Linked DNA regions of Mus musculus: region 2 is linked to region 1. A link is a loop called in an ENCODE intact Hi-C map of the cell type or tissue named here. Cell type or tissue: heart. All regions are shown on one strand. Links, peaks and the distances in the headings refer to the core of each region. The heading gives the core; the rest is flanking DNA. Region 1 overlaps Slc9a9 (solute carrier family 9 (sodium/hydrogen exchanger), member 9). Region 2 has its middle 30 kb from the start of Gm39404.

The links. Hi-C counts contacts between places; a loop is a spot of excess contacts. Peaks named below come from ENCODE experiments on the same cell type or tissue, not always from the same donor. Only the 100,000 strongest peaks of a DNase experiment are listed, where the experiment ranks them.
Region 2: it touches region 1 in a loop (2.0-fold over the local background); 2 of 42 quality-filtered maps call a loop at or near these places.

The regions. Positions count from the first base shown.
Region 1 is chr9:94,683,810-94,699,438 of GRCm38, reverse strand. It overlaps Slc9a9 (solute carrier family 9 (sodium/hydrogen exchanger), member 9), which reads right to left. Exons shown (of 16, transcript NM_177909.5): 2 at 14,182-14,384. Among named protein-coding and RNA genes, the nearest start is that of Slc9a9, 22 kb to the right of the region's middle. In heart, for the core only: no CTCF peak of the experiment used is centred there; a DNase peak (open chromatin) is centred at 7,568; H3K27ac peaks cover 1,415 bases.
Region 2 is chr9:94,607,492-94,623,120 of GRCm38, reverse strand. No RefSeq gene overlaps it. Among named protein-coding and RNA genes, the nearest start is that of Gm39404, 30 kb to the right of the region's middle. In heart, for the core only: a CTCF peak has its summit at 9,042; no DNase peak of the experiment used is centred there; H3K27ac peaks cover 489 bases.

The sequences.
Region 1 (15,629 bases), core at 6,329-8,828:
TGATATGAAATAGGTACTCACTCATTTTCTTTCTGCAATTGTCCCAGGGAAGGACCTGGTTTTAAGTAGTTCATCCTTTCCCCCAATGATTACTGTTGGCTTTGTGGCTACTGCCTAATGCTTTTCCAAAGATACAGGAGGCATTTATTTCAATAAATATTTTATGCCTGCTATCAGAAAGATGGCCCACTTAGTGCTTCAGAATGTAGGGAAAGTTTTAAAGAGATGCTCTTCACTAAAATGTCCCTCATATGAGTGACAGTTTAAAAGGAACACAAATATCAAACACAAGTCTCTTCCACTACACTGGAGTTTTTAAATATCTGAGAAAAGGTGTAAAATTAAGTAAAAATAGGAAGGTGCAAAGTTTTAGAGTCTGCCTAAACTCCCTATAAATATACATATAGTAATATAGTCCAGATATCTAGACATTTCCATGGTGGTTTATAATTGTAGAATTATTTGGATTTTTTCCTTTCAAAATTTTTCAGTCTATCCAAAATGGACATTTTATGATATTATCAGGAAGTTTTAGCAAAAATGTAATAAAATTTGTATCACAAATAAATAATAAAAATTATACACATTACAATCAAACTAGAACAGCAAAGAAGAGGTTAGATAGATAGATAGATAGATAGATATCAGTTCATCATAATAATTAGCAAATATGACAAATTATGTTTCCAAGATTTTTGTTGTTGTTGTTTTTGAGACAGGGTTTCTCTGTATAGCCCTGGCTGTCCTGGAACTCACTTTGTAGATCAAGCTGGCCTCGAATTCAGAAATCCACCTGCTTCTGCCTCCCGAGTGCTAGGATTAAAGGCGTGCGCCACCACACCTGGCTAAGATGTTATCTTTTTATTTTCGAACTTCCTTTACATGTAGAAACTCAGTTTTTCCTCCTGCAGTATGTTGCTCCACCTCCAGTAAATTGCCACTGTCATGGTATGTCACTGTGGGGATGGGGCTTTGAGGTTTCATAAATGTCTGAGCTCTGCCCAGTGTGCAATCTAGTCTCATTCAGCTGCCTTTGGATCAAGATATAGGACTCTCGGCTCCAGCACCACATCTGCCTGCATGCTACCATGCTTCCTGTTATGATGATGATAATAGACTAAACCTCTGAAACTGTAAGCCTTCCACAATTAAATGTTTCCCTTTATAGGCAATAAATCTATTCAACATACCACAGGGGGGAAAAAACTGAGTTGCTACATGTAAAGGAAGTCTAAAAGCTAAATAACATCATGGAAATATAATTTGTCATATTCTTAATTATTATGATGCACTGACAAATTGTAAATATAGAGATAAGATACTTCCCAACAACCTTTGCAGTTAAATATTGTGAAATGCCTTGTTTGTATAGATGTGAACAAAAGCCCTGGTATGGGATTTACCCAAAGTCACATGCCTGGTAAGCAACATGGTCTAGACTCCAGCTACAGCTCTTAACTAGTTTATTGACAGCAAAAGTGACTTTGGTAGAAGAATAAATAGGTCAACACAGAGAGCTCCTACAAAGGCCCAAATGTTATTTTAAGTCCTTTGCACGTGTTTTCTTATTTGCAACATGATGGCCCTGCACTGTAATGAGAAATATCTGGATTTTTTTAAATGGGAAGATTGGACTTAAGGAGGTTACCTAGAATTCCTAAAGTCATATAGATGTAAAGTAACATTTGAACCAAGCTATAGAGCTCAGGGAATGGCCTCTCAGTCACGGTGTCTCTTCTGCACACCGAGGTAGACTGAGGTCACCCAGTCAGCTGCTACATGTGTCTCTCATCTCCTGCCATGCAGCAGGTGTGCCACATCATCATTGTAGTACCAAACCTGTTGCCTGGACAGGCTCCCGTTTTTTGCTTAAGTTTCTTGGTCTCACACACCTATATGACTCTTTACTAAGGAGACCTGGATGGCCTGGCTACACATAATACCTCTTGCCCTCCCCTAATCGAATGTAGCCTCTCCCTTCACTCTCAGGTTCCACCCTGTGAGGCAAATGCAGCAGCTGCTTCCACCTGACCCCAGATGCCAAGACTTCTCACCTTTTAACCAACTTTATGCTGGTCAGACTGCTTCTGATCTCTTCATGGGGTGGTGGCCGGCCATGCCTCACAGTCTGTGGTTTTGGGGTGACAGGACAAATCAACTCTAAGACTGCCACAGGATGGACAATAGAGTAAAGAGCCGCTGGACAAGAGAAGGACCTACTCTTCCATCTCTCCAAAGTGACATTCCTCAGGACCTATGCACCCAACACAGTCTCCCATCAAGAGTGACTGCGTTTTCTCGAGTCTGGAGTTGATCTTACTCTTGGCCAACCTTGATGCCTCAGGCCAATGACACTGTGCTTCTATTACTCCAGACACAGGGGAATCTCAGCCCCACAGTTTCTTTGAAAGCCTGGCAACTGTTTTGAGTTTGCCTTATCCTTAGCAGGCTCAGCTATGAATTGTGTATACAGCTTCCCTATCATAAGATCTCACCAGGGAGCAACTGGCCTGGGGAAGCTGAACTGGGAGGGACTGAGTCAGCAAAAGGCACGGTCAGAGCAGGCAGGCTGGAGGGGGCGGGAGGGGAAGGAGTGCACGCTGACATCAGCAGAAAGTATGATGAAAATGAGGCAATACATATTTAAATGGTGTGTTTGCCTTCAACATCGTGCAGGAAACAAGGAGCACCTAACTTCCTCCATCGGCCCACCTCAGACCTCTCAGTCTAGGGCAAGCAAGTGCCGGCAAGGGCAAATGTCACAGAGTGTTAGGGAATGAAAGCAGACTAATATTTACAATATGTCTGATACGAGACATGTATTTTCGTATTTGCTTTGAAAAGCAAACCTCCGCCATAGCTATTACTAACCCCTACATTACAGATAAGGAAAATTTTGCTCGGAGAAATGAAGCTTAAAGTCCTGCTCCTGGGAGGGGCAAAATGAGGTTCAGTCCTGGGTCTCACTGGAAGGCATAATGCTCTTTCCCTTGTCATATTAGAGGGTGTGAAGCTCTACCTACCGGAGGGTCTCTATGGCAGCCATTGTGAGAGACAGGCATTTCAGGGAGATAAAAACTGAGATGTTTGGATACTTCCAATTATCCTAAAAATACATTTGCTTAAGCAAATCTTCTCTGTTGGCAAATCATCTCTCCTGAGGGAATACAATCTCATAAGCTCGGTTTAAAACATTTTCTAATATATATGGCATAAATATTTCTCTTGTGGCCCATTTCATGCTGTCAAATTTAACAGTTGGCTCACCAGATCCGAAAAATGTACTGACCAATCAGCTCACCGGAGCTGGGAGACAGATGCTTTCCCACTGAGACCCCGGAGTCCCACTCTGCAGTAACTGACAGGTGTGGTTTAGGGACATAAAATCTGACACTGTGAAGTGTCATCTAGATTAGAGATCTCTCTGGTGAAGACCTTGCTGTTCCTGCTGCCAGGGATGTGATAAGTCTATTCAATGGCTGCCAAGGCGACAGAGCCACTTCTCCCAGGGTCACACCCTATCCAGAACATCTCCTATCCAGACACAGAATAAGGTTTGGTGTTGAGGTTTGGTCTGTTGCTATGTATTGTAATACTAACTGTGGGCTCCCCGGGGCCTGGTTGCCCCAGAGATGAGAGAGAGTCCACAGTTAGACCCAAGTGATGCTATGTACCCAAGTCATCTCTGATTGGTGAATAAAGATACCTGCAGCCAATAGCTGGGCAGAATAGAGATAGTCAGAGTCTTGGGTTCCTGGACTTGGGTTTGATTGGAGGAGACAATGAGGTGGGAGAGAGGAAGGTGAGAAGGAAGGATGGGTTAGGAGTCAAGAAAGCATGACCACGTGGGCTGGCCAGTTGGAGTTGAGAGCAGCTCAGATGAAACATACTAAGTAATAGTTTGGGGTTAAATTGGATAATCAAAGGTGGTAGCAGCTCCTGACTGGGACTAAGTATTTTCCACAACAGTTTGGTCCTTTAGGGGTGGGGCTGCATGGTTGAGGTGAGGCTGGCCATGAGTCCCTGCTCATTGCAGAATCACAGCTTCCAAAGGAGACAAACCAAATCCTCAGCCTGTTTCCCCTCTCACATCCTTCTACTCTCAGCCATCAGAAGTGCAATCCCGAGGCACTGATGCCCTGATCACCAAACGTTGCCTCTGCTTGGGCCTCTGCTTCTCTGGGAGCTCAATAACAACAGGCAGAAAGGAAGGCAAGATTAACCTGACTTGTGGTATCAAGCTCGGCCTGAGGCAGAACTGCATCCATCAGGGCCTAGTGGGCCTTGTGATAAGAAATGACCTGAGAGGCACCAGGATGGAGCTCAGGGGCAGAACACTTGCTTAGCATGAATGAGCCTCTGGGTGCTATCCCAATACCAATAGTAGTAATAATAATCAGAATCATAATAATTTTCCCAGAAAAGAAAATTATATGCAAGGAGCAGTAGAGTGTCCCTTCTGTCCCAGCTTAAGACGAGCCAGCTGCCTGACCAGCGTCCTTCAGTTCGGCCGGCTCTGTGTCTGCTACCCCAGCTGCTGAGGAGCTCGCAGGTGGCCTGTGGAGGACAGTGGTGAGTGCCATGGGACAGAGCTTTATGTAAGTGCTCCCTGGGGACCGGCCATGGTGACAGTGCAGCTCTGTCAGTTTTGTGCTTTTGAAGGAGCAAACCAAAAGCAGAGTTGGTGGGTGAAAGATCCATTTTCAACTTCATCTACGGGGGCTCAGCCTGTAATGGGTAGCCTCCTTCCTCCCCTGCTCCTTCAGGGTCTACCCTATTCTCCACCTTCTCATCAACCTCTCTGCCTCCCATTTACCTGTCAGAATGTTCAGAGGAGAGACTTGTCCAATCCTTTGAGTAGCAAAACCCCTTTCGGAGCTTGTGTGTTTTACCCCGAGGATAAACCTATGTCACACTTTCATTACAAAAATAGTCAGCAGTTAAGACAGCACACTGTGGCAGCGACAGATAACCACTCAGACAGAAACTGACAGATACCTTCCTGCACCATCTATTCATGGGCCAAGATCTACAGAGTATCCACCATGTGACAGACACTGGGAGCATGGTGTGACAGAAAGCAAGATCTACAGAGTATCCACCGTGTGACAGACACTGGGAGCATGGTGTGACAGAAAGCAAGATCTACAGAGTATCCACCATGTGACAGCCACTGGGAGCATGGAGTGACAGAAAGCAAGATCTACAGAGTATCCACCGTGTGACAGACACTGGGAGCATGGTGTGACAGAAAGCAGACCTAGGCCCTGACTTCCTGGAGGCTTTGCAAGTTTGGAGATGAGGGACATTAACCAAAGCATCACAGATTAAAACTTATAAGACTACTAAATATAAGGGGAGAATGAACAGTGGGCCTGAGACTGTGTGCTTGTGACACAAAAGAACTTGATTTTGTATTCCCCAAAGGTTTATCTGCTCCTAAGAACATCCCATACCAGGCCAAGATCCCCCGACTCTGTCTCCACACCATACCATAGATTTCAAAAGAACTTCTGAAAAAGTTGCTCTGGTTTTCATATGTCACCCATGTCAGCCAGAGTTTTGAGTTAGAAATTTAATTCCCAATACAACTGCATGGCTAGGTGGGGCCTTTAAGAGACCTTGGACCATGAGGGCTTGGCCTGAAGAATGGATTGGCTTTGTTCTCAGGAGTGGATTACTATAGAGCGTTGCACTGGTTGTTTTCTATATCTATGTTACAATAGCCTCCTAAGAGAAGAGGCTTCCACTGTGGCTGCTAAGAGGTTTCACCCCATCATGGAGTGGAAGGCATGGATGGGATGTAGCAGAGTGTGTGCACATGAAGATGCAGTTAAAAAGCAGTCTAGGATTGGACCATTTCCACACGCCAGGCCCTGCCTTCATAAAGTCTCCTCAGCCTTCAGGATAGACAGGAGTTAGGGACTATATACTCCAAAGGTGACCCTCTGAGGGACCGTTCTAGATTCAAACCCTAACAAGTGTGTTCCAGGAAGATGGATGAGTTGTGGTCCCTTATCCCTTCCTCCTGCTTCTACCTCTTGATGGCTTTCATGCTGACACTGTAGGAGGAGCTCACACTAGGTGGGTGCCTTGAGCTTTGGTTTCCAACCTTCAGAACGATGAGTTAAGTTTACCTCCATTTATGTTATCGTATATGGTTATCTGCTTATGTTCCATTGCCAAGGCCTGGAATGGACCAAGACAGAACTGGTTAAGGTAACAACAGTTCTCATAAAATAAGTGGCATTGCTGATCCTTAAAGTGAGGTGTCCCATGCTCTACAGAGTAGTAGAAAGGAGAAGAGATTTCATATTTTGCTTTCGGCTAATCCTTGAAATTTTTTACTTTTATATATGTGTTATAATGTATGGCATTGTTTGCATGGAATTTGTAAACAAATAGGATTGAAGTAGGTGCATGGGGCATTTTACTGAGTTTGTGTTTACTGCTATGGCTTGGGTATGGTCACATTGTGAGAGAAGGTTGCTCCCCAGGGTCACTTCCACAGAATGTGGATCCTGTGGAAAGTGGAACAGTGGATTCTAGGTTCTGGGGTGCTGCTCATGCAACCCCCTCAAGTTCTTTAGAAATGTCTGTTACGGGAAGAGGAAAGCCTGGTCAAATGAATGCCCACCACCCCTCTGCTCCTGTTTGAGATGTGACCATCTTTTCCTGAACGTTGTGCCACTGTGAAGTGATACCATCTGCTGCCCTCACCTCAGACCAACCCAGTGGGACTGCTTCTTTATTACAATTTACAAGTTATAAATTTTGTAAGTAAACTTCCTTCTTTATAACAAGTGTTCTCTTAACTAAGGGTTAAATGAAAGCCCCTTAGTGTCCAGGCAGCCTCAGGGTCCTCTCTGCAAGCTTGAGCTGCACTGGGGTCCTCTTATGCCAAGACTGGTCAAGATAGAGAGACAGGAATCACCGCAGCTTGTTTCTGTAGAATGTGAAGGATGGATAAAACCTACTACACCGTGAGTAGCCTGCCAAAGCGTCTCCAAGCCCTTATGGCGATTAATCACCCTGGGGCTCTCCCTCCCAGCGTGTCTAGAAAAGCTTTACAGGAGGAGATCGTCCCCCCAGCCTTCCTGTATCCTTCCCAAGAGTGCCCCACTGTTAACTGCACATATTTATCTCCTGACTTTGCCTGATCAAACTGTTCCTATTGCCAGAAGAGCTCTGGCCCTGGCCTCTGTGCAAGAATGTCACACGGTAAAAGCCTGGAAGGCTCAAAGATAGATAAACATGTAAGAATCAAAAGGGAAATATGGACAGTGAGAAAAGCAGACTTAATTAACTGATTCCCTTAAAGGGAAGAGCCCAATTAAAGGCATATAGTTAGCTGTGTCTGTAAGTCTTGTTTGCTTGTTTGTTTTTAACATTCTTACAAGTCTTAGTCACATAGTAGCTCTGTGACCTACTGGGAGGGGATCAGATTCCCTTTTTTTGAAACAATAGCACATTTTTTACTCAGCAGTATACAGAACCCCAAACCACTTCCCTTAAGCAACTGACAGTGTCACTTTTCAAACAGGAAGTGGAGACTTAGCAGAATTTTCACGGAGGAGCTTCCTTTGTCGGTTCACTGCAGTCATCTGATTTATGGGGGGTAGAAGTGATAAATTTAACAGTGCTGACAACTTTTGAAATGGGACTCGATCCACCCGACATCCCAGTTCAATGCACTACCCGCCCTTGCAGCTCAGCAGTGTAAATATATAACGTGCTAGAACACACATGAACATATTCATGATGAGATGTGTTAAAACTGTGAGTTTTCCCTATAATCCAACTCCTTCTCCATTTTTCCCATCCCCTTTCCTATGAACTCACAGGGGAATACCAAGTAGCTCCTCCCCTCCTTCCGACCCCCACCTGTCCTTCCTCTCCACCTGCCCCTGGGTTTCCACCCAAGTGCTGTCTCTGCTTTTGCTTTATTTCCTGCCTGCTGCAGCCAAACTAAGCCTTTGCCTTTGTTAACATCCCCCTTCTCTGCTGACTAGCGTGAACAGGCCAACCTGGTGTTCAGTGGCTCCCATAGTCGAATCTGCCCTCAGTTTTCTGGTCTTCCATACATCCAAAAAATAGAAGATGCTTCGTTTCCTGGGATATTTATTGCTTTTCTCACTTGTATACCATGCCCCTCCCTCTGACTGGGATGTCTTCCCACCCTCACCCCATCCTCTCCCACAGTTGCATCTAGAGTCCATCAGGATGCTTCCTTGTAAGCCTCCCTGACAGCCCTGCCACCACAGGACAGCAGCACTTCTGAGTGCCTGGGGGTCTATACAAACCTTTGGCACCTGCACTTTAGCATTACGGTGTTATTCTGGTACTATTTTCCTCCGGCTTACTAGTAAGTACCCTCCTAGAAATTATGTCTATTTCAGAAGTGTAATTGTGGAGACTCAGTCCATTGAAGACAGAGAATAAATGAAAGAAACATTAGCAATAGACAAGGGTTGTTGCTGGTTGCTTGGGTCAGATCTGGGGCTTTCACATGATGGGCAAGCTCTTCATCACCAAACTACGTCCCCACCCCTGATGTTTAGGTTGTTTGTTTGTTGTTTTTACTGGTTGTTTATTTGTTTTTACTTTTCAAATTTCCATTTCCTCTTCAAAAGAAAAAATTTAAACTTCCTATTTATATGAAAGTGAAGAATGTTTGTTTAGTCCTAAATATCTGGAACAAATTCACATTTGTGAAGCCATAATATAATATAATATAATATAATATAATATAATATAATATAACATAACATAATAATATTGGCCCCAAAGGTTAAAATTAAAGATACTTTGGATCCACAGAAGAACTTTAGCAAATGGTGTTGAGAATCAAACATTACAGTGCAGGACAGGACAGCAGCAGCCAGCTGCTTTGAGTGCGCCTTTCTCATGGCATAGGTAGCACTGGTTTCACTTGGCAGATAACTCTTTTCTATCCTACATTTTTACCTGTGTTGAGCATGAAGAGAACGGGCTTAGCATATGGTACTTCCTGAAGTCTACCTTCAGAAGAAGCACACAGTATACTGCTGCTGCTCTAAATGCCATAGTTCTCTATTTTCCAGCTTTATCCTTTCCTATTGGAAGGAGTTCATGAAGGGACAGAGCTGTGCTCTGTTTCCAAGTACCACCAAGGTCTAACCACCCCAGAAATGCACCTGCTTTTTGAAAACCTTCTAAGAGGTGGTGGCACTACATGGGAATTCCTTCCAGACTCCCCAAATCCTTGGCATTCCATCTAGGCTTCAACTCAATTCTTCTACGAGTAAAACTGACTATCAAGTCCTAATGTGTACAAACCAAGGCTGAATACTCACTCAGCACACGCCAAGAAGGAAGGCGATCCAGAGGAGCTCTGTGATGGCTTCAGTGCCCGACTCTGTGGGACTTCTCCTGAACTCTTCCCAGAACCTCCCACCTCCTGCTGCCTGAGAAGCTAAAATTCGTTGGGCCTCAGCCCCTTGTTTATGAGCCCTTTGGAGAGCCTGGCCAGTGTGTGGTATTAGTGGTCAGGACTCAGGATCAAGGGCTAAGTCCTGATGTAGCTTCTTCCCACCAGCACCAGAGTCTGGCCCATTGTATAATATCTGTGGGTACAAATTATTTTTATATCTTCATATGCACAACACAAGGGGTTCTGAAGGAAAGGCCAACCAGAGACTGCCCTACCTGGGGATCCATCCTATATGCAGACCCCAAACCCAGACGCTATTGCTGATGCCAAGAAGTGCATGCTGACAGAAGTCTGGTATAGCTGTCCCCTGAGAAGCTCTGCCAGAGCCTGACCAATACAGATGAGGATGCTCACAGCCAACCATCAGACTGAGTACGGAGTCCCCAATGGAGGAGTTAGGGGAAGGAATGAAGGAGCTGAAGGGGTTTGCAACCCCATAGGAAGAAAAACAATATCAACCAACCAGATCCTCTAAAACTCCCAGGGACTAAACCACCAATCAAAAAATACACATGGGGAGACCCATGGCTCCAGCCACATATGTAGCAGAGGATTGCCTTATCTGGCATCAATGGAAAAAAAAGTCCTTGGTCCTGTGAAGGCTCAATGCCCCAGTGTAGGGGAATATTAGGGTGGTGAGGCAGGAATGGGTGGGTGGGTGGGTGGGGGAGCCCCCTCATAGAAGCAGGGAGAGGGGGATGGGATAGGGGATTTGTGAAGGGCAAACTGCGAAGGTGGGATAACATTTCAAATATAAATAAATAAAATAACCAATAAAAACAGTTTTAAAACATTTAGTATCCAAGAAACCACAACTCTATCAAATCCAGGATGATAACTTTCAAACATTGCAATTTTTCTTCAGATATGTACATATTGGTAAATATTTGGATTTATTCAATTATTCATTTCTTTACTTGATCACTAGGTATTTATTTAGCATGAGCACCATGGCAGGCTTTAAGGATACACTGGGCAATAGAGGCATGGTCTCTATCATTGCTGTGACTGCAAAGCTTGCTAACTTTGGGTATTATATCTCTCCCAAGGGATGTTGAATGTATCAATAAAACAGCCTCATGGTTTACTAACCCTGACACGTACTAAGCATCCAGATGTTTCAGTACCGGTGTAGCACTGTTGTTGGAGGAAGTAAGCATGGCAGAGATGTTGGCAGTGTGGCCCTGCCTTGTCAATAGCAGTGAGAGCACTGGGAACAGTGGAAGCAGTATTAGCTGGTGCTTTCGGTATAAAAATCTCATTTAAAATAAAACAATCCTACAGACATGTCTCAGTCTCTCCACTTAAAAGTAAGAGTTGACCTCATAGAGGTGAGGATAGAACAGGCCCTACCAAAAACTTCGGAGAGTAGAGGGATAGAAAGCAACAGGGGGAGGTTGATCAGTGAGAGCTACTTAGTTTCTCTTCCTGTCACTATGATAGAATATGCTAATGAGAGTAGCTTAAAGGTGATGTATTCTGGCTACAGTTCAAAGTGACAGTCCATCACAGTGGGGAGGTCATGGCAGCAGGAACAACTGGTTACATTGTGTCCACAGTCAAGAAACAGACAGCATGGATGCTCAGTTGCCTTTTTCTCCTTTTGTATGGTCTGGGACCCAAGACCAGGAAGAATAGATCTTCCCTCCTCAATTAATGTCATCAACCCCTCAGAGTCATACCCAAGGATGAAATCATCCCTCAGGGTGTGCATAAAGCAGTGGTTATATGCAGGTTATATGTGACCCCTTAATACAGTTCCTCATGTTATGGCAACCCCCACCCACCAGTCCTAAAATCACTTTGATCAGCATTTCATGCTGCTACTTCAGAATTGCAATTCTGCTGCTGTTAGAATCATGGTATAAATATTTTTTGAGATAGAAGTTTGCCAATGAGGTTGGAACCCACAAGTTGAGAACTACTGGCCTAGAGGCTCATATCCTAGGTGATTCCAAATTCTGTGAAGCTGACAATGAACACTGATCACCACAGGTAAGACAGGATTAAGAATTTCTTGGGGTGGGGGGTTTGGGGGGGCGGTGACTCAGTGGTTAAGAGCATTACTGGTCTTTTGGAAGACCTGAGTTTGGTTCTTAGCACCCATGTCAGGTGGCTCACAGCCGTAACTCCAGCTTTAGGGGCATCTAGCTCCTGTGACCTTTAACTTTCAAGGGCACTTATGCTCACATACACAAACATATCCCCATCTGCATCCCTATCCACATAGTTAGGTTTTTTAAAAGAATGTCTGTTGTGCTTTGGCTCCTTCTATGGGATAGTTACAGATAGCAGTAACATACCTACTGCACAGTTTAATCAGCTAGAAACAGGGTTGTGGTTATTTCTGTCATGAAGATATAGAAAATGTTTGAGATGATGGGAATATTTAGCATTATTTAAGTGTATTATGCAATGTACATGTATATGAAAACATCACATGGTACCCCACTGATAGTGCAATTTTCTGTTTTTATGTAGCATTTAAAAAACAAACTGTAATGATCTAAGGGGATTTATCTGCAGTTAAGGGCAGCTGTTGCTCCTCTATGGAAGCTTACAACTATCAGTAACTCCAGTTCCAGAGAATATTACCCCCCCCCCTTCTGATCTCTGCAACACTAGGCATTCATGTAGTGCACATACATATATGAAAGCAAAACTCAGAAAATAAAATAGATATGCCTCTAGAATATTTTTTTAAAAAGAAAACTGGGGACTATAGCAATTTAAGTAGACCTAGGAGAAATGACAAAGCATGTGACCCATGTAACTTCTGTATAAGCCTTCTATGAATGGATCCTTTTATGGGGGTCTCTTTTCATCTAACAAAGTAACCGATCGATATAAACATATGCATGCAGTAGAGAACCCAAATGGAAGCGAAGCCAACAGCTCTACATTTCTACATACCCAATAGGGTCTGCTCATATTGTCACATGAGCAACAAACATAAAGTAAGTTATACTCCCAATTATTTAAGAGCAAGCTCCCGTCCCCTTAAAGTCATCTCTTAAAGTAAGGACTCTGGCAGATGTCCTGTTCTCCACCAGCAGAGAGGAGAATATTTGCCCTGGGCACAGAGTCACCGACTACAAACCCTAGGCTCTAGAAATGCCAAATACTGACCCTGACTCAAGGGTTCATGACTAAGAAGTTTATGTAGAAGATGTTTGAGCTATGCAATATTTAAAACCACCTTAATCTGACCACTGGAAAAAATATTTTCATCTGTTGCTCCAAGTTTTCAACAGCAAACACTTGGTTGTGGCTGCTGATAAAGAAATTACTATATCAGAGCACACTACCAAAATTCCTGGGCAGGTATTTACAGGCAGTCATTGTTAGAGAACAAAATTGCTATGGCAACAGAAATAATTCTGGCATCCTTGGAGAATCAAGCTGTCTAGAGTACTGCTGTGTAGAAATACAGACAAAATTGGGTGGGAACAGGAGAGAAGTAATTTATATCCCGGAAATGCCAAGTGTAAAACTGCCCAGGTGTGCTGCTATATGCTAGTGAGCCTACTAGTCCTCGGGAGGCTAGGGTGGATTGTGAGTTCAAGGTATCCTAGGCTACATAGAGAAATCTTGGAACATTAGGGTGCAGGGGGAGACCTTGGCTCAAAATAAGTAAGCAAATAAAACTGAAATGTGTTTTAAAATTAATATACTGTATTGTTAACACAGTATGTAAAATTATTTTTGATAAATAATTTTCTATTTATCCCCATGGATAAAGAGAATCACATGACTGAGATCATTTGAAACATAAGACCTGGAAGTTGCTCCATTTATTACAGAAGGGTATTATTTAGCTTCCTTGCTGTGTGCACAAAGCTATTCTCCTAGCTAAGTGCGATCTGGCTTAATATTATAACTTGACTTTGCTGAGCCCTAAGAAGTCCTTTCACATAATTAATCTAGAAATATACTAGCAGAAGACAATGAAGAAAAAAGACTGTAAATCAGTCATATTGAAAAAGAGAAATAGAAAACCAAATCCATCCCCTACCTCTTTTTAACCTCTGAAAACTGGGAAAAACATGCTCATCTCTTAAAGAGGGGTGTGTGTGTGTGTGTGTGTGTGTGTGTGTGTGTATGTGACTGGGAATTGGGCCCAGAGCTTCACACACCCCAGACAAGTGTTCTATCACTGAACTACATCCAAGTCTGAAGTTAGTTTTTAAAATATGAATCATTTGCAAAATTTAACTTAAATTCCTTAGCCAAGCCACCATGGTGAAGATCTCTCGGGTGAACTGTAGGTTATTGTGTTTATAAACAGCCAGAAGGCAGTGCCTTTTATTGGCATCCAGAACCCATCCTAGAGCATGGGAAAGCTCTCCTTCCTCTGTTTCCTCCTTGGCTTAAGGAGATTTGAATCAAATAACCAACAGGTAGCAGGTACAGCAACACTAAAGGCACCCATATGCACACTGGGGTACATCTCAAGAAAGGAAAAATGATGAAAGATTTTTATCTTTAATACAACGCAAATACAGCCCTGGCTTGCTGGAAAATTATATTAAAATCTTTGCCCAAATGTTATGAAAAATATTGACAGCTGGGTTTATATAGTCAACTAAGTGCCCCAGTGTGACAATGTGAAAGCAACTGGTGTTTAGGCGTATACCTATGTAAAGAGGCTTCTAAATGATGCCATTGCTCAGGGAAGATGAAGCTGCCTGGGCTGACAGGGCCCTTACCTTCTCCAGTATGGCGTTGCCTTGGTGGGGGCTGATATTGTGCTGGTTGATCTCTCTCTGGTACTTATACTCATAAACTTGGTCGGTGATGTTGACTAGTAGAGTTGATGGGCTGAAGAACAAGTTCCCACAGTTGTAGACAGTTCCACTATCAATATCAGTCGGCGCTGTGGCATATCGCAAAATTAGTCCCATTATGAGGCCTAAAATAAAGAACACATGATTGTACTGGAAGAAAGCATCCTACGTCTCCCATAGTTGACTGAAGCACACGTTTGACTTGGAACCTATAGAAGTGACATGAGAAAACACAGGGCCATTTCTTGGTTTGAGAGTTGTTTACTCACAGATACTTACTCATTGGGATGTGTCGTTGGAATAAGTCACGGACATTACTGACTAAATACTTGGAACATATTTTAATGTTTTTTTTTCCTTCTCCCTTATCCACCTCCCCTTTCTATTCAAAGTATTCAAGAGAACCTTTGTTCTGTGGCCAACATAGAATAGACTGCTATCCAGGAGAGGGCTCTGCAGGGACGCCCCTTCACACTGACAGAATTCATTTATATTTCAGACCCAAGGAGAAAGGTGGCTTTGCTCTCTTCCTGAGGGTATGACACAGCAATAGCTTCTCTGATTTTCATGGCCAGTATTGGGGACCAACCAGAAGGGAATTTGGTCCAAGGGTGCAGGTTCAAGGTAAAGATGAACTTTAGCTCCCTAGTAATGTCAAGAAGTCACTGGATCAAGCAGCTTCCTCTCCAGCTACCAAATTCTATACTTGTTGCCAGGCACCCAGGTACATTTTCTTAACACAATTACCAGTTAAAGTTTTACTTGCCTGTAGTTGTATGTATTTTCCTGACACAGAGTCCCTTTGTATAAGGGATCAATATTTGACTTCTAAGTTTCTAAAGTCTACTAGGACAATCATGGGTGTAAGAGCACTATAAACCTTTTTAATATGAATTTATTAATGACAGAGAAGAAAAGAGCTTTATTTAGAGACCCGAAACAGCCCTTGATTCAAAACGTGGGTTCACATATGTGTTTTGGGAGAAATAATCCGATTTTACTCTTTGAACCTCTATTTTCGGAGGTTTTACCCCTTGCTTGTGGATTTTATAATCTAGGAACATTTCTCTTCTTTTCTTTTTGTCTATGTTGTTTAATTTTTTAGTTTTTGAAACAGAGTCACATGAAGTCCAGGCTGGCCTCAGCCTCACTATGTAGCCCACGGGTGGCCTAGAATTCCTGACCCTCCTGCCTCTGTCTCTTAAGTGCTGAGATTACAGGGTGAACCACCTTACCCAGCATTTCATTTTTTTGTGTGAGATATTTTGCATTAAATATTTTATTCCACATATCTATAGATCTAAGAATGTGTACATATACATATACATATACATAGTTTCAGGACTGGATGAGCTTGAGTTTAAGTTGAA
Region 2 (15,629 bases), core at 8,007-10,506, 78 kb after region 1:
GGTTGCCTATCAGCTAGCTTGGAATGTCTCTTCTGCACAAAACTTGCATCCAATGGTGCTTTTTATTACTGCAGAAACAGTTATATTTTTTTTTTACTCATTTATTTTGTAATTATAAATGTAAATCAATACCAATCCCTAATGGGTAGTTTTATTTACACATTTGATTACTTTTTAAAATTAAAACTCTTTATCTGAGATACCATTTAAATAGATTCTTACTCAAAATCCTTTTTTTTTTTTTAAACAAATCTGGTCCCTTATAATGAGCTGCCCCATGTGAGGCACATTTCATAACATTCACTATGTGCTCAGGGTCCCCAGCAGAAAAGATAAAGTCTCTCTCTCTCTGTCTCTGTCTGTCTGTCTGTCTGTCTGTCTTTCTCCTCTAATCAGGGTAGCTCCTAGTATATAGTCCTGTGCTGGGTGGTAGAAGCCATATATACATTCTAAAGAAGGAGATTTGAAAGGGGTCATGTGGAGTAACTCTGTCTTCCATCACCAGCAAAATGTACTTGAGTTTCAGTGATAAAACCTGACATTTCAGGCTTGAAGGAGATCAGCTTCCAAGGACAAGAGGTGGCTCCTTCCTCGATAAGCACAGCAGAAAGAGACTGAAGTCTGCCCTGGCAGTTTTGAGTTCTCTGTCCTGACCTTCATTTGAGCCATTCTATTTTCTACAAAAGAGAAATGCACTTTTGAGGGAAATGGTTCCTCTGTTTGTTTCTCTGAGACAGTGTCTTTAAAAATCTGTACTCAGGCCAGCCTGGGGTTCGTTCTGTATGTAGCTCATACTCACAGTGGCCTTGAACTCACAGTGGCATTCTTGCCTCTGCCTACCAGGTTCTGATGTGAACAACCACAGCTGGGGTAAAAAAATCTTTTCTGGCTGAATCCCTGAATCAGACAAAGCCATTCATAACCAAATGGAATTTCCCCTAAGTCTTTTATCTGTTGCTTCCCTTCCAGTATCATGCTCTTGACTTATATATAATGCAAAGCAGGTGCTTCCTGGCTTTCCTCTGTAATCTTGGGGTCTGGGCTTCCGTTTCTGCCTCCAGGTTCCGGCTTTGAGCTTCTGCCTTGGCTTCCCTTGATGTGATGGTTTGTCTGTGCTTGGCCCAGGGAGTGCAGCCTGATTGGAGTAGGTGTGTCACTGTGGGTGTGGGCTTTAAGACCCTCATTCTAGCTGCCTGGAAGTGAGTATTCTGCTAGCAGCCTTCAGATGAAGATGTAGAACTCTCAGCTCCTTCTGCACCATGGTCATGGTATCTGTTCACAGCAGTAAAACCCCAATTAAGACATTTGGTGACGGAGCATAACCTATAAACTGAATCATCCCCCATTTACATCAATGTCCTATCCCAGCAACAGAAGAGATCAGATTTGTTGTTTGTTTGTTTGTCTTTATTACTGTCCACTCTTCCCTTTTCCCTAAACAATGAGGTTGTGCCTGGGCATTTGTAGTTAGAGAATACCACTTCTTAAGTCTGCTGCATCTGGGTGCAAACAGTGAATTTTGAAGAGAAGCTCAGTTCTTAAAGTTCCATCCGTCTCCTCTTTGCCTCCCGCTCCCACCCCATCCCCACATGTCCTCAGCGCCATGAATTAAAGCAGGACAGTCATGTCGGTAACCTAGAGAAGGTCAGGAGCCAGGACAGAGTACTATCCAGAGGACAGAAGCTGAGTCTATGAATGGCCATGCGAAGCAGAAGCAGAAAAGCTCATCTCTCTGTTCTGAACCATGAGACAAGAGAAATCATCTTTCTTGGTCTTCGTTACAATAATGCAGATTTTCATATACGTAATACAAACTCCACGGGCTCATGTGAAAAGTCAAGGCACTTCTTCTAATTGGCCGATTCCCAGTTGACTCCTAAGCCCCACAGTGCTTGGAATATGGTAAGGCTCAATACATCTGTGAGCGCACATCACTAAGAGCTGTCAAGGCGTGAGGTCCCCTGGCTGGCGCATAAAACACAGACCGAGCAAACCTCTCTAAATGGCAGGTTACAAATGATGAGGAGAGGAGCAAACCACAGACAAACGGTAACAAGCGGTTAAGCTTAGGTGGGAACCTTTGTGGGTGCCGTGTAGAAATGACAGTTAATTATATGCCGCCACTTGAGTGATTTGCAGATAGTAATCACGGTCGCTGTCATTTTCCAAAACAAAAGACTTATACATGCACAGGCTGTGCAGACAGGTAATTTCTTCTTTTAACAAGTTTGATGAGACATCAAGATTGCTATGCTGTAAAGGTCCAGAAGAAAATGAAAATCCATTGCTACAGTGTGCAGAGTGAATGCAAAGTAGCTGCTTAATTAGGCAGGCCTTTTTTTTTTTTTTTTTTTTTTTTTTTGGTAACAAATGGCAAGACATCAACTACATTTGCTGAACATATCCAACATCATTTCTCACTCTGTGAAGTGCTGCATTAAATACAAGGAGAAATGCATAGATAACAGAATATGATACATAAAGATACAGGAGGGGGGGATGCTACAAAAACAGATGTTTAGATTTCCTTGAGACGTCAATGAATCATCGCCTTGGTCATGTTTCGAGTTTCTGAGCAGCCTTTTCATCACACGTGATTTGGGTTTAAAGTGAAAGAACAAAACCAAATTGTGCCCGCAGTCAGTGAGCTCCAGCAAACACTACCAGGTTCTTATCTTCTACTCTATAATATCGTACTTTAAAAGTTTGAAAGGCTGTGCATGATGCTTGCTTTGGATTGTCAATTTGACTACATCTGGAATTAACTAAAACCCAAGCAGTTGGGTACACCTGTGAAGAATCTTTTCTTCTTAGTTAAGTCACTTCAAGTGGGGAGACCCACATTTAACCCAGATCTTTAAAGTGGGAAGATCCAACTCTAATCCAGGCCTCACCTTCTGCTGGCAGTTTCTATAAATGACATGGAAGAAGGAAGCTTGTTCTCTTTGCCTGCTTGTCCTCACTCTGGCTGGCAAGTCCATTCCTTCCCTGGCAATACTTCTTCGGGATTCTGGTCTATACTGAACACCAGCTGAGACATCCACCTCCATGGACGGTGCAACCACTGGATTCTCAGACCTGCCGTTGGTAGGCAGCCATTGCTGGACTACCAGGACCACAGCCTGTAAGCCACTCTCGTAAATCCCTTTCCCCTTTGATTTATTCTGGGGTCACAACAAATATTTTTGCTTATCTCAAGTGCCTTTGTGTATCTGTGAATTTGCACACTCCTTCATCTGGAGCAAATGAAGAATGCCACAGTTTGTAACGCAACCAATAATGGATCATGATAGACATCAGGGGTGTCAGGTGCAGGCAAGAAAATTCCTTCCTAGTAATTTAAGACTTTCATACTGAAAGATAATCCAATGGCTTACATCATCCACTGAGGGCTAAAGAAACAATTGCTCATTGTGTTTCCCTAGCTAAGGGGACAATTATTACCCTGTCACTGCTGGCAGAACCAACCTGAACACTAAGAATTGTCTTTGAGTAATTCTCCTGGTCTCCTTTACAACTTACTGGTCCAAGACCCAGTTTTCATAGCACCTCAAAACAGTAGGTCCTATGCTCTCAGACCTGGGCCACTTACAAAGTGGCTTCCTAGACACAGGCCTGTGGATGGTTCTGTGATTTTACGGCAACTTAAATTCTGCTGCAAACCTCATCACCTCACCTACTTTAATTACCTCCTACTTTATGATGTAAGCTTATTCACTTTATCGGAGCTCACTGGAATGGGGTTGGTTGGGCTTTGCATGGTGGGTATTGTGGTTGAAAAGTAAATCCTTGCTGGAGGCTCCTGGTAGAAAACGTGTTCACCAAGCTGGTGGCACTTGTTGAGAAGGTTGTGCAAACTGTACGAGGTGGAGCCTTGTTGAAGGAAGCAAGTCACTTTGTGACCGTGATGCAGTGTGGTCAGCAGTCCCCTGCTCCTCCCACTGTTCTTCCCCACCCTGATGTATTACCTTAAAATGGAAGCTCTGTAGTGTAGCATTTTATCCCAAGATTGAACCTTCCATCTTGAACATTATTCTAAGGGGGTGGGGGGAGCTCATGAGGACATACATGGATGTTAAAAGGGAGGCTAAACAACAGAACCTTTTGAGGGGAAGTGAAACATTCCATCAGACAGGGAAGCTCTTTAAGCCTAGAAGTAAACAACTCAGAGACCTCAGGAAGTCCCTAGAACAAACCAGACTAGAACTCTTCCTCCCCAGGCATATATATATATATATATACTTATATACTTACTGCATTTCCTACACATATATATGTATATATATATTGTGTGTGTGTGTGTATGTGTATATATATGCAGTAAGAAATGCTAAGGGATATGCTCAGACATAGTTGTCTTAGATTTTCATACCAGCTGAGCTGCCTGGAAGAATCAGAGACAAGCAGAGCTGCCTGAATCCAGAGGCTCAGTCCAATTGAGTTATTCGGAAAGGAAAGGAGGCCCTCCAGTCTGTCAAGCTGCCTGCAGGTTGTGCAGTGAACTCCAGGTTCCCAGCTTTCATGAGCTGTGGTGAGCTCATGGTGATGCAGCTGTCTTTGAGTTATTTCTGTTCCTGAAAGGAACCCCAATAAAACTCACTGGTTCACCAAGTTGGACTTGGTGGTATGCGTTCCTTGGTCTGTCGTCAGTTCTGTATCTGGGGTGACTATATATATGTTTTGTTCATGTCTCCACACCCTTCCTTAAGTCATTTCTTACCAGGTATTTTATCACAGCAATAAGAAAAATAATTAATATAGTTAATGTCTTGCCACTGTGAGCCTAAGAACCTCCAGGCTAGTGTAGACTGTGTACACAGTAGTGCCTGCTCACAAGCTGCCTGACTCTGTTCCTGTATCTGCCATTGATAAAGTGCACTCACTGTGTGTCTTCTCGAGGACCTGTGGCCAGCTCAGAAATACATCACCCCATCCTCTCACTTCCACTGTCCCACTTACTCCCTTTCCTCAGGCTCTTATCGCCCCCATAGAGCCGTGATGATCTATCTCCTCTTTTCTGTCTCTCTGGGAAATGTGTGTGAAGTTAGCATTACAACCCTTAAATTTTAAATTTTGAAGCTGAAACAGCTGGCTGATCCTGGGATCCGTGCCATGTCCTTGCTGCCAGGGAGGTGGGAAAATCAACATCTGTCTCCCTTGTGATACTGGGGTAAGAGGCGGAGTCTCTTCTATAGAATGAACTCTGAAGAGAAAGCATTTGGATTCTGAATGCAAGGTGACATGTGACCTTGCTTAGCCCTTATAGCCCCCTTCCTACCCATGAATTCCTCCACATGGGTGGCTACCCTCTGTGCAGCCAGTCTCAGGGATTCTGTCCGTGTTAGCATTTGTTTCTGATACATTTGTTTCCTGTTTACCCTATTAGGCCAGATGCCCCAGGTTGACTTGCCCTTCCTATCCTCCCAGTCCCTGACAGAGTTCAATTCTCCTGTGTATTTCTGTCCACAGGTCAACAGGCAGTTCTCACACTTGTCCGTCATTAACATTCCAGTTCTTTGCTGCCTCCAAAGTTGAAGAAACTAGTTTCCAATACAAACAGTGAACACTGGCTACCCTACGTCATTCAGACGTAGGTAGGATGTGATGCTATGCAACAGTCAGGTAATGGGGCTTCCAGCCTTTTAATGCAGTGTCTGGGGAAAGTCTTAGGCTGGCCTCAAAGAGGACTATAACTGGATAGAGTTTTGTAGCATTTTCTGCTGACTATGTGCACAATGTATAAATTGTTGGGTAACATCTTTTATGAAAGCAGAAATGATAATGCTTCCTGCAGCACCCCCCTCCCCCACTGCCCACATTAGGCAGTTCTCACTCAAACATTGGGGGATCCCCATGGCATCTGGTCTCTCCCCAATCTGGAGGTCCAGTACAGCTACGTAGGTTTTTATGATGTAAGAGAAAACCATTCTATTTACTGTCACAACTTTTCTGACCAGTCAGAGTGAAGGGTCTTGTGTTTAAAAACTCAGTTTAGTCAGTCAGTTTCCTTGCAAATGCGAGTGAAGGGTACTGGAGAATGGACAAGTCTGTTTGTACGCAGACGCTGTAAGATCTAATGGCAGGTCTGTCTATCGCTCACAAATGCCCAGATAAATGGTGGGAAAGCTAATTATCTTGACATGATGGTTCTATGCTGTGTGTGTCAAAAGATCATGCTTTAATCCCAGCACTCGGGAGGCAGAGGCAGGCGGATTTCTGAGTTCGAGGCCAGCCTGGTCTAAAGAGTGAGTTCCAGGACAGCCAGGGCTACACAGAGAAACCAAAAAACAAACAAACAAACAACCCCCCCCCCAAAAAAAAACAACAAAAATAAGCAAAAAAAAAAAAACCATGGATATGTAGAACTATGCTTTCAAGTTTGTATTAGATGTATGCATGTGCCTGTGTGCCTGTGTGTGCCCGTGTGCCCGTGTGCCCGTGTGCCCGTGTGCCCGTGTGTGTGTGTGTGTGTGTGTGTGTGTGTGTGTTTTGGAGGGGGATGTGTGCACATGAGTTCAGGAACCCTCAGAGGCCCAAGACATTGAATTCCCTTGAAGCTGGAGTTCCAGGCAGCTGTGAGCCACCTGTCATGGGTGCTGAGAACTGAGCTCAGGTCCTATACAAGAGCAGTAGGGCTCTTAACTGCTGAGCCATTTCTCCAGCCTTGGAGTTCTTATATATTAATTAAAAAACAAAACAAGAAAAACAAACAAACATGCCCAGATCTCTCACATCATGGGGCCTAGATTGCAGCATAGAAAGGGAAAAGGAAAGGTCTTCAGTGCATCAGGAGTCTCTGCTTTCCTTGGATGAGTCACATCTCGGAGGTGACTCTGTTGCCCAGCTGAGTACCTCTGACCATGTCGAAGGAACAGACCTCTAATTCCTTAGCTCAATCTACCTCCAACCCAGTGCCTCTTGGACGCTGTGATAATCTCTGTAAACATCACGACTCCGCCTGAAATGAAGACCACCTATTGTGTATAGAAGCTCAGCTCAGTTTGGTTCTGTGGGGCCCAGCTTCACCATGATGGAACTGTACTAACCTTCACCTTTGCAAAAACAGTTGGTGCACTGATACAGTTTTTATAAAATCAATTCAATCTGGCTGGTACCTGAGACAGCAGGGTATCTACATTGCCAATAATTGCTTTTTCTGAGTCATTAGGGTTCAGTCTTAAAGGCCCTGACCACACATTTATCAACTATTTAACGTCCAATTGATGGAAATTAAGTCCCAGGCTAAGCAGTACTATGTATATTACTGAGAGGAGAATTAACATAGACTTTTCAGCCTGGAGAAGGTGGAAGGTAAACAACAAGGCCTCCTAAAAGTACAAACTGATGGTTATAAAAGAGATATAATGTCAAAAAGAGCATGGTGCTTTCTTTTCATTTGGGGTTGGATGTGCAGGATTAGAAAAAGAGACCAAAAAGAAGGAGTTACAACTGTTGTCAGGATCAAGTGATGTGTATTCCTGTGGAAATAGACAAACACCCTCAACAGCTGTGAAGATCGGGGCAACAGAAAGTAAAAAAACGGTTACCACGAGAGGGAACTAGAAAGCCAAGAAGTATTTAGAATATGAGGAAGGGCCTTCCGTGCTATTTTTGGAATTTCAGCCTCAAATGCACCAACAACGGACATGGAATATTTTCATGCTAGATATGGCAATCCTTAGATAAGTGCAGTTGTCCAGTGGAAAGTTTTGGCAGCCATCACTGGTCACCCCGGCATACTCCGGAAGCTAGGAAGAAAGAACGCACAGCATGTCACGAAGTGAGGACAGGGTGAGGGGTGGAGATAGGGTGGATAATGAGTACCCGAGTACAGAAGGGAGAGAGAATTCTAGTGTCCTATTGCGTAGTGGGGTAAATGTAGGACAGCTTTAAAGTAGCTAGAAAAGGGGGCTTTGGATGACGACAGCACAGAGAAATAATAAGTGTTCAAAGTGATAGAAATATGATTATGCCTGTCATTGTAGCTTGAATGCATGCATCAAAATATCACATATATATCTCTCATACATGTAGATTTGTTATATTTCAATAAAATATAAGCAAGCAAATGAAGAAATCGCAAGTATATAAAACCAGAACCAGTCATTAGTAGAACCTAGTGATTTAAGTGTGGTCCAAGTGAAGGAGGAAGGAATGTGAACATGTAGCATTCTGGGTAAGGGAAAAGAGGACTTTTTTTTTTTTTTTAAATAGCATTTTACTTGGGAAACAGAAAGTGCAGGGATAGAGGCAAGTCAAATTACATTCCAATATGCTGTGCATGCCTTCTGCCTAAGGAATCCGTGGCAAACACTTTACCAAAGCTGGAGAGCCCGAGCAGGATCTGGTCTAGCATCACTTCCCACTGCATGCTGGGTAACATACTCTATATCTATCACTAACTCTAGTAAGGTCTCTCGGGTCAGTGTTTTGGTAAGGAGCTCTTTATTCCAGGGCCTGACTGCCTGGAAACTCAGCTCTCATAATGTATAACTCCAAATTCCAACAGCATCCCTCAGAGGATCCTAGTAAGGTCAGTTGTAGGATACAGACCATTAGAATTCATCTGATCTCACCATGGCAAATGTGGCTAAGTGACACTAGTCCACAATGGAGTCCATAGCCACCTCCAGGGGCATACTCCCACACAGTGCTGAAGAATAGCCAAGCTTGACAACAGTGCTTAGGAAATGAGGGGAGGGGCTGTGGCATCCCACCAGAGAAATAGTAGCTCGGGCTGGGACGTTAAAGTCAGATCCTTCTGTTTTGTTTCTCAAGCGGGGAGATCAAAAAGGAAATAAAAACCAAAACCTGAAATCTCTAAGTCCTGCCTTGTTAAAGATGTGTGTGTTTGTGTGTGTGTGTGTGTGTGTGTGTGTGTGTGTGTGTGTGAAGTTAAATATTTTCTATCATGGGACAAAAAAAAATGTTCAGACTTAAAACCTGCAGAGTCATGGCTATCTCTTTTATCCTACAGTCTCCGGGGGTTGATTTAGACTTTCTCAACTACAGAGATAAAAATGTTCCAGCAGGGGTCTCTCTCTGCACATGGTACCAAGCATGCCTGACATCTGCATTCTCTCCATCTCTCTTATCCTCAGTGCCATGTAAATGGATGCCTGAGTAAAAGACGTCAACCTTCTTCTCTTATAGAATTAGAAAGCCACAGGAAAGATAGAGTGCAACATCACACTCACGATCCAGCTGATAAGCATGTTTGTTCAGTGTGTGCTACTCATCTAGTAAAATGCTTAGAATCCACACTTTTCCGTCTTTACACAGTGAGTTTAACACCTGTCTTGACTTCTAAACACGATTCTTTAATTTCCTTTGTTTACTTCCTTTATTTACCTGGGATACTGGATATTCTGGCAGATGGGTATGTATTTCATTAACTATTATTATTATTATCATTATCATTATTATTATGAGACAGAGTCTTACTATAAAGATCAAGCTGACCTTGAACTGTAGATTGTCTTGTCTCTACCTACAAGTGCTAGGACAATAGGCATGAAGCAATATGCCTGGATATTTTTTATTTTATGTTATACTATTTTATTTTATTTTATTTCATCTTGAGATAGGGTCTAATGTAGCTCAATATGGCCATTTAGGTGAGGATGACCCTAACTCCCAATTCTCCTTCATAAATACTGGGATTACTGGAATGTATCACCACGCCCAGCTTCTTTCATAGACTTTAATATGTGTTTTCCAACTGCTTCAGCTACTTTTCTATTGCTGTGATCCAACACCATGACAAATGCAACTTTAAAAAGAAAGTATTTAATTTGGCTTAAGGTTTCGGAGAATTAGAGTCTATGGCAGTGGAACAAAGGAACAACTGAGAGCTACTGTCTTGAATGACAACAATAACAAGGATGGGGTAGATCATGCGTTCTGGTACCGGTGGGAGTCCTTTTGATATCTCAAAGTCCCCAGTGACATACTTTCTCCAACCACGTCACACCTCATAATCCTTCCCAAGCAGCCCCGCCAACCTTGGACCACATATTCCAATATATGAGCCTATAAAATATAGGCAATATAGCCTATAAAATATAGGGCCATTCTTATTCAAACCACCACCTAGCCAACTAATGCTTAGTGTGTGTGTGTGTGTGTGTGTGTGTGTGTGTGAGCATTAAACAGGCAGAGTTGGAACCTTGGTGTACTATCCAACAGAAGCCTTGCCTTGTTTGAAGTGAAGGTTAGGCATCAAGAACCTTTGCACTGGTTTTTGTTTATGAGCTTGAAGAAAGAGGAGTAGTGATTGATGGGTGTTCACGCTCCTGAGAGGGATCCTGAAGGGGGATGGATGACCTATAATTCTGGTGGTCACAGTGGGCAGAACCTCGGGGCTAAAACCATGTTTGCCTTCCTCTTTATTCTTGCTGTCAACTGGTTTACTCAACCTCTAAAGACCAAAGATCAAGGTCATCTCTAGCTATGTAGTAAGTATAAGGTCATCCCCTTAGAATGCTATCAACTAAAATGTACTGCCCAGGTGAAACAGACATCACTTACAAATTAAACGATGTTTGTACTGGCTAGTTTTGTGTCAACTTGACACAGCTGGAGTTATCACAGAGAAAGGAGCTTCAGTTGAGGAAATGTCTCCATGAGATCCAGCTGTAAGGCATTTTCTCAGTTAAAGGGGAAAGGCCCCTTGTGGGTGGGACCACCTCTGGGCTGGTAGTCTTGGGTTCTATAAGAGAGCAGGCTGAGCAAGCCAGGGAAGGCAAGCCAGTAAAGAACATCCCTCCATGGCCTCTGCATCAGCTCCTGCTTTCTGACCTGCTTGAGTTCCAGTCCTGACTTCTTTTGGTGATGAACAGCAGTATGGAAGTGTAAGCCGAATAAACCCTTTCCTCCTCAACTTGCTTCTTGGTCATGATGTTTGTGCAGGAATAGAAACCCTGACTAAGACAATGTTAAAGTTGGAAAGCGGACTGACTGACTCTATTGCCTCCCTTTGGATCCCTTTCCTCCTAGCCAGACTGCCTTCTCTGGCCTCGGTGGGAGAAGAAGTGCTTAGTCCTATTGTGACTTCATGAGCCAGGAAGGATTGGTACCCATGGGGACTTTTCCTTCACAAAGGAGAAGTGGAGTTGTGGTAATGGTGAGAAGGAGGTGTGAAGGTGTAGAACTGGGAGGAAAGGAGGGAGATAGGGTTGCAATAGTGATGTAAAGTTAATAATTAATAAATTAGTAAATTAAGGGGAAAAGAAATAAAAAAACAAATGTTCTGTTAAAATTCCTAAAACCATACTTCTGCAAGTACCCGGACTGCTGGTTTGATTTCTGTACTTTCATCTCAAGCTTTTGTTATTCTTTTGCTTTGCTTCTTTATGATATCCACCATTATGTATCTCCTTTTCTGCTTCCATTTTTCAGTCTTTATTCTGTTATGTTTGAAGCATCATTTAATTCTAGAAAACAATTAAACATCTTACTGGCCCCTTTTGATTTCATATATATATCATATATATGTATTCCATATATATATGATTATATATATATATATATAGTCCCTTCACTAAAAGTTAATATTGGGCCATAAAAACTTCAATCCTGATTGATAATAGAACACAGAAAATATTAAGTGAAAATGCTTTATTCCAAGTGACATTGCCACTTACTCTTTAAGAGTATTAAAGAATTACCTTAATTCCCTCATGGTGGAAAAAAAGGCCATTAAGCTTCTGTAATGAAGGAAATATATATTTATAATGGAGCAAATGGCACTGTGCCTTTGTCTGAAGCAATCTCGATGTCCAATAAAGAAAAGCCATATTCAAATGTGGTGCCTCTGAACACCAGATATTATAAGAATTCCTAGTCAGCAGGATGTCTTGCCAAAAGCACTCCACAAATTGATTTAGGCTGTCTCACTAAATTGTGGCTCATTCAAAATCTTCCTCCAGTATGAAAATCAGCACCTGGTCAATTCCAGTCCAGACCTTGGCATCCAGTCATGTCTCCCCCGGGGTTCTGCATTGCATGCAGAGCATGCGCACTGCTTCTGGGAGCATGCCCACTGCTGGGGCTCATGTGCTCCCTCCTGCCTCCCGCTTTCCTGTGTGAGCCATAGCTTCACCCTCTGTTTGGTTACTGTTTTCTTTCTCCATTGCTTGTTCAGTTTCTATATAATCATTCCTTTTTGCTCTGACCCTTTATTTCTGCCTCCACCTATTTTTTCCCTGGGTAACCCTCTTTGATACCAATTGACAGTCTAAGTTTGTTTTTTTTTTTTTTTTTTACTTTCCAGAGGTTTCTGTTGCCATAGTGATGTTTCATGATTATCATGCCCATGACAACTTCCCGTGGCACTCTGGTTGCTATAACAATACCAATCAGTAGAGAAATCTGTGGGAACTTGTGACAAAGATGCTAGTTCACACCTCTGTGAGAGGCAGTTTGCTGGGAGACGCTTCATATTTAATAGTTGTTCATAGCACACACACACACACAAAAGAGAGTGCACAAATAAGGGCAACTCATTTTTCCTGGATTAAAACATTATGATACTAAGGCTTGTGTTTCACATCTTGAAAAGAATTCCTCCCTTTGTCTAGGCTTTTGTCTGGTCTTTCTTCCTACTTAAAAATCTTTGATAGAAATATAATCTATAATTTAAGAAAGAGAGCTGTTATAGGTATAACTCATCTCCAAATTTATATATCAAAATCCCAAACCGAAACATGACTGGCTGCTTCTGGAAATAATGTTTTTGAAGTGTAGTTACAGTGAATGAGCTTGTGAGTGTGAGGCCCTAATCTTATAGGATTAGTGTCCTTATAAGAGGGCATAGCAAGAAGAGGGGGAGCAACGGGAGCAGAGATCAAGGGAGGGTTCTGAAAGGAGGGGACAATTTAAAGTACATTATACACATCTGTTAAAACTGCAGAGCAAAACTTATTATTTTGTATAATTAATCTATATGCCAATAAAAACATTTTAAGATGACAGAGCAAGAAGGTAAGTCAGGAGGAAGAATGCTTTCACCAGGAATCGCACCATTTGGCACCTTAATCATATACTTCCGTTCCTCCAGAGCTGCAAGAAAATTAACTTGCCTCATTTAAGCCGCTTGGACTGTGGTGTTTGTTATAATAGCACAAGGCGATTACCATAAATCTCAATACTACTTAACATTCATAACTTCTGCTAGATCCTTTTGATTTTAAAGATGTAAATTTCTAGAGATATAGCCAAATAAAAACCACAGTATTACACTTGTACGTTGTTTGTCTCTGAATGCTAGATAGACCAGGAGGGACAGTGTGATACCACATATTACATGGTGTGAGTTGTTGTTACAGCTTGCTTAGTCTAGAGAGACTATTAAGTAATACCTTTAGTATAGGACTTTGTTGTTGTTGATAATGATGATGGTGGTGATGTCATCATTGCTGTGCCATCTGCTAAGATTATAAAGTATGGTGACTTACAGCTTCCACTTCCCCTCTATAAGGACTGGGAAGAGGAAGGGGCAGCCATGACATCAAAGCCTACTCAGGACTAATGACAAAAGTACCTCTTGGTGACACATGTTCTATGTACAAAAAGCCAGATGAAGGCCAGTAACTGACAAAGAGGGAAGAAAGTTTGTTACATCTCAAAGTGTGTTTGTAAAAGATACCAAAATGCAGAGTTTCGCGAATGAAAAATTTATGGATTGGGTTATTCTTGGCTTCTACATTTGTTCCCACCAATGGTGCCAATCAAAATAGCATCATTTGAGCACCATAAGGATATGAAAGCCAGTATCAGTATGCTATATTGTCAGTACATAATGTCTGTGGAAGCCATAGCATAAATATTCTGAAATTGAAAGTTCCCAGGGATCTCAAGAAAACCACGCTACATTCATGCTGCCGTGGAAAGTACTCTCTCTTAGTTATTATAATTGCTCCAATTTTGTTTCAATAATCTGATTTTTCTAATTATCATGGTAGAAAAGAAGCCCTGTGTTGTTTTTTCCATTAGTGACAACAGTAATAACTTTCTATGTGTGCCAGGCACATGCTAATAAGCAAGTCTGTTGAGGTTTGGACATTTGCAATTCTAAGTGTGGGCCCTCTGAGACCTAGTCGCCCCAGAGAGGAGAGAATAGACCTAGTCGCCCCAGAGAGGAGAGAATCTGCATGTAGACTCAAGTGATGCTATGCAACCTTGCTCCCAGGTTATTTCTGATTGGTAAATAAAGATCTCATCAGCCAATAGTTGGGCAGAAGATAAATAGGTGGGTTTTAGGATTCCTGGTCTGAAGGTTGGAGGAGAACCTCAAGAGAGAAGAAAGGAGGAGGAGAGAGAATTTGCCACGGGTTAGGCGAGTCATAAAAAACGTAGCTCTGGGGGCTGACCAATTGGAGTTAAGAGCAGCCTAATGAAACATAGTGAGTAATAATTCAGGGTTATCAATAGGAAAGTAGATTCTAATAGCATAGATAAAAAGACAAGAAGAGAAGAAATATGCTTTGGTGGAGGTACAATCAGTTATGGGTGAAGGGGATGCCTTTGTGAGCCCATGCTGAGGCATCCCTTCCCCTTGAGGGACCCAGATAAAGGACGAGAGAGGGGGGAGAGAAGAGAAGAGAAGAGAAAAGTAGAGGTTGGCCATGAGCACATGGAGAGAGAGGGGAGGGGTATAGGGAGAGAGGGGCAAAGGGCAAGGGGACAGAGCAAGAACAAGAGGACAAGAGCAAGAGAGAGCAGAGGGGGCAAGCAGCCCCTTTTATAGTGAGTCAGGCACACCTGGCTATTGCCAGGTAACTGTGGGGCAGAGTTTAGACAAAATGCTAACAGTAGATATCTGCCCAGCTCTTGTGTTGTTTAAGGCTTATTGTAAATATAAAGGTTATAATGTGTCTTTTATCCAGGAACTAAATGGTCAAAAGTGGGGTAGAAAGCCCGGATTGTTATTAAAAATTTCTACAACACAAGTCAAATCTACAATTTACAATTGTCAACCATAGACTGGTAGATCTGATGACGTGTGGAGAGGTAAGATTTACATTCCCAGTATTTTTCACACAGCTCTGAGAATATACTCTGCTACTCCACCCCAAACCATTGTCAACAACCAAAGGAACAGGCCAAAACCTGTCGGGCTGGCCTGGAAGACAGTTGCTTACATTCCAGAGTCACAACTGAGTGAAAGTCATTGAACAGCTGCTGATACACTTGTACCTCCCTTCGGCTTGTTAGTTTATTCTTTGTGCCAGTGTGACAGGGCAAGAGAGTGCAGAGGCTCCTACATCTTATATTCTTGCTGAGGCCATGTGGCCATTTTAGGTTTAACTAGAATTTGATAGTTCCTTGATGGAGACTCCTGTGAAAAATTACCCAACTCTATTTCAGATCAGAAAGTCAGGATGCCCGAGCCAACTTATCTTAGCTACCATTAAACTGCCTGTTCCCCCTCCAATTAACTGTTTATCTTAGCTTCTATTAAACTGCTTGCTTGTGCAACCCCCGCCCCCGCCCCCCTGCAGCTACAGAATGAGATAGCAGGATGTGGTTTTCACCTTTTAAAGAAATCTCTTAGCCTAAACACGTGGTGCTACACATGGGTCTTAAATATCTGAGTGTCATCCCAGCTGGCTGGAAAAAAAGACTCT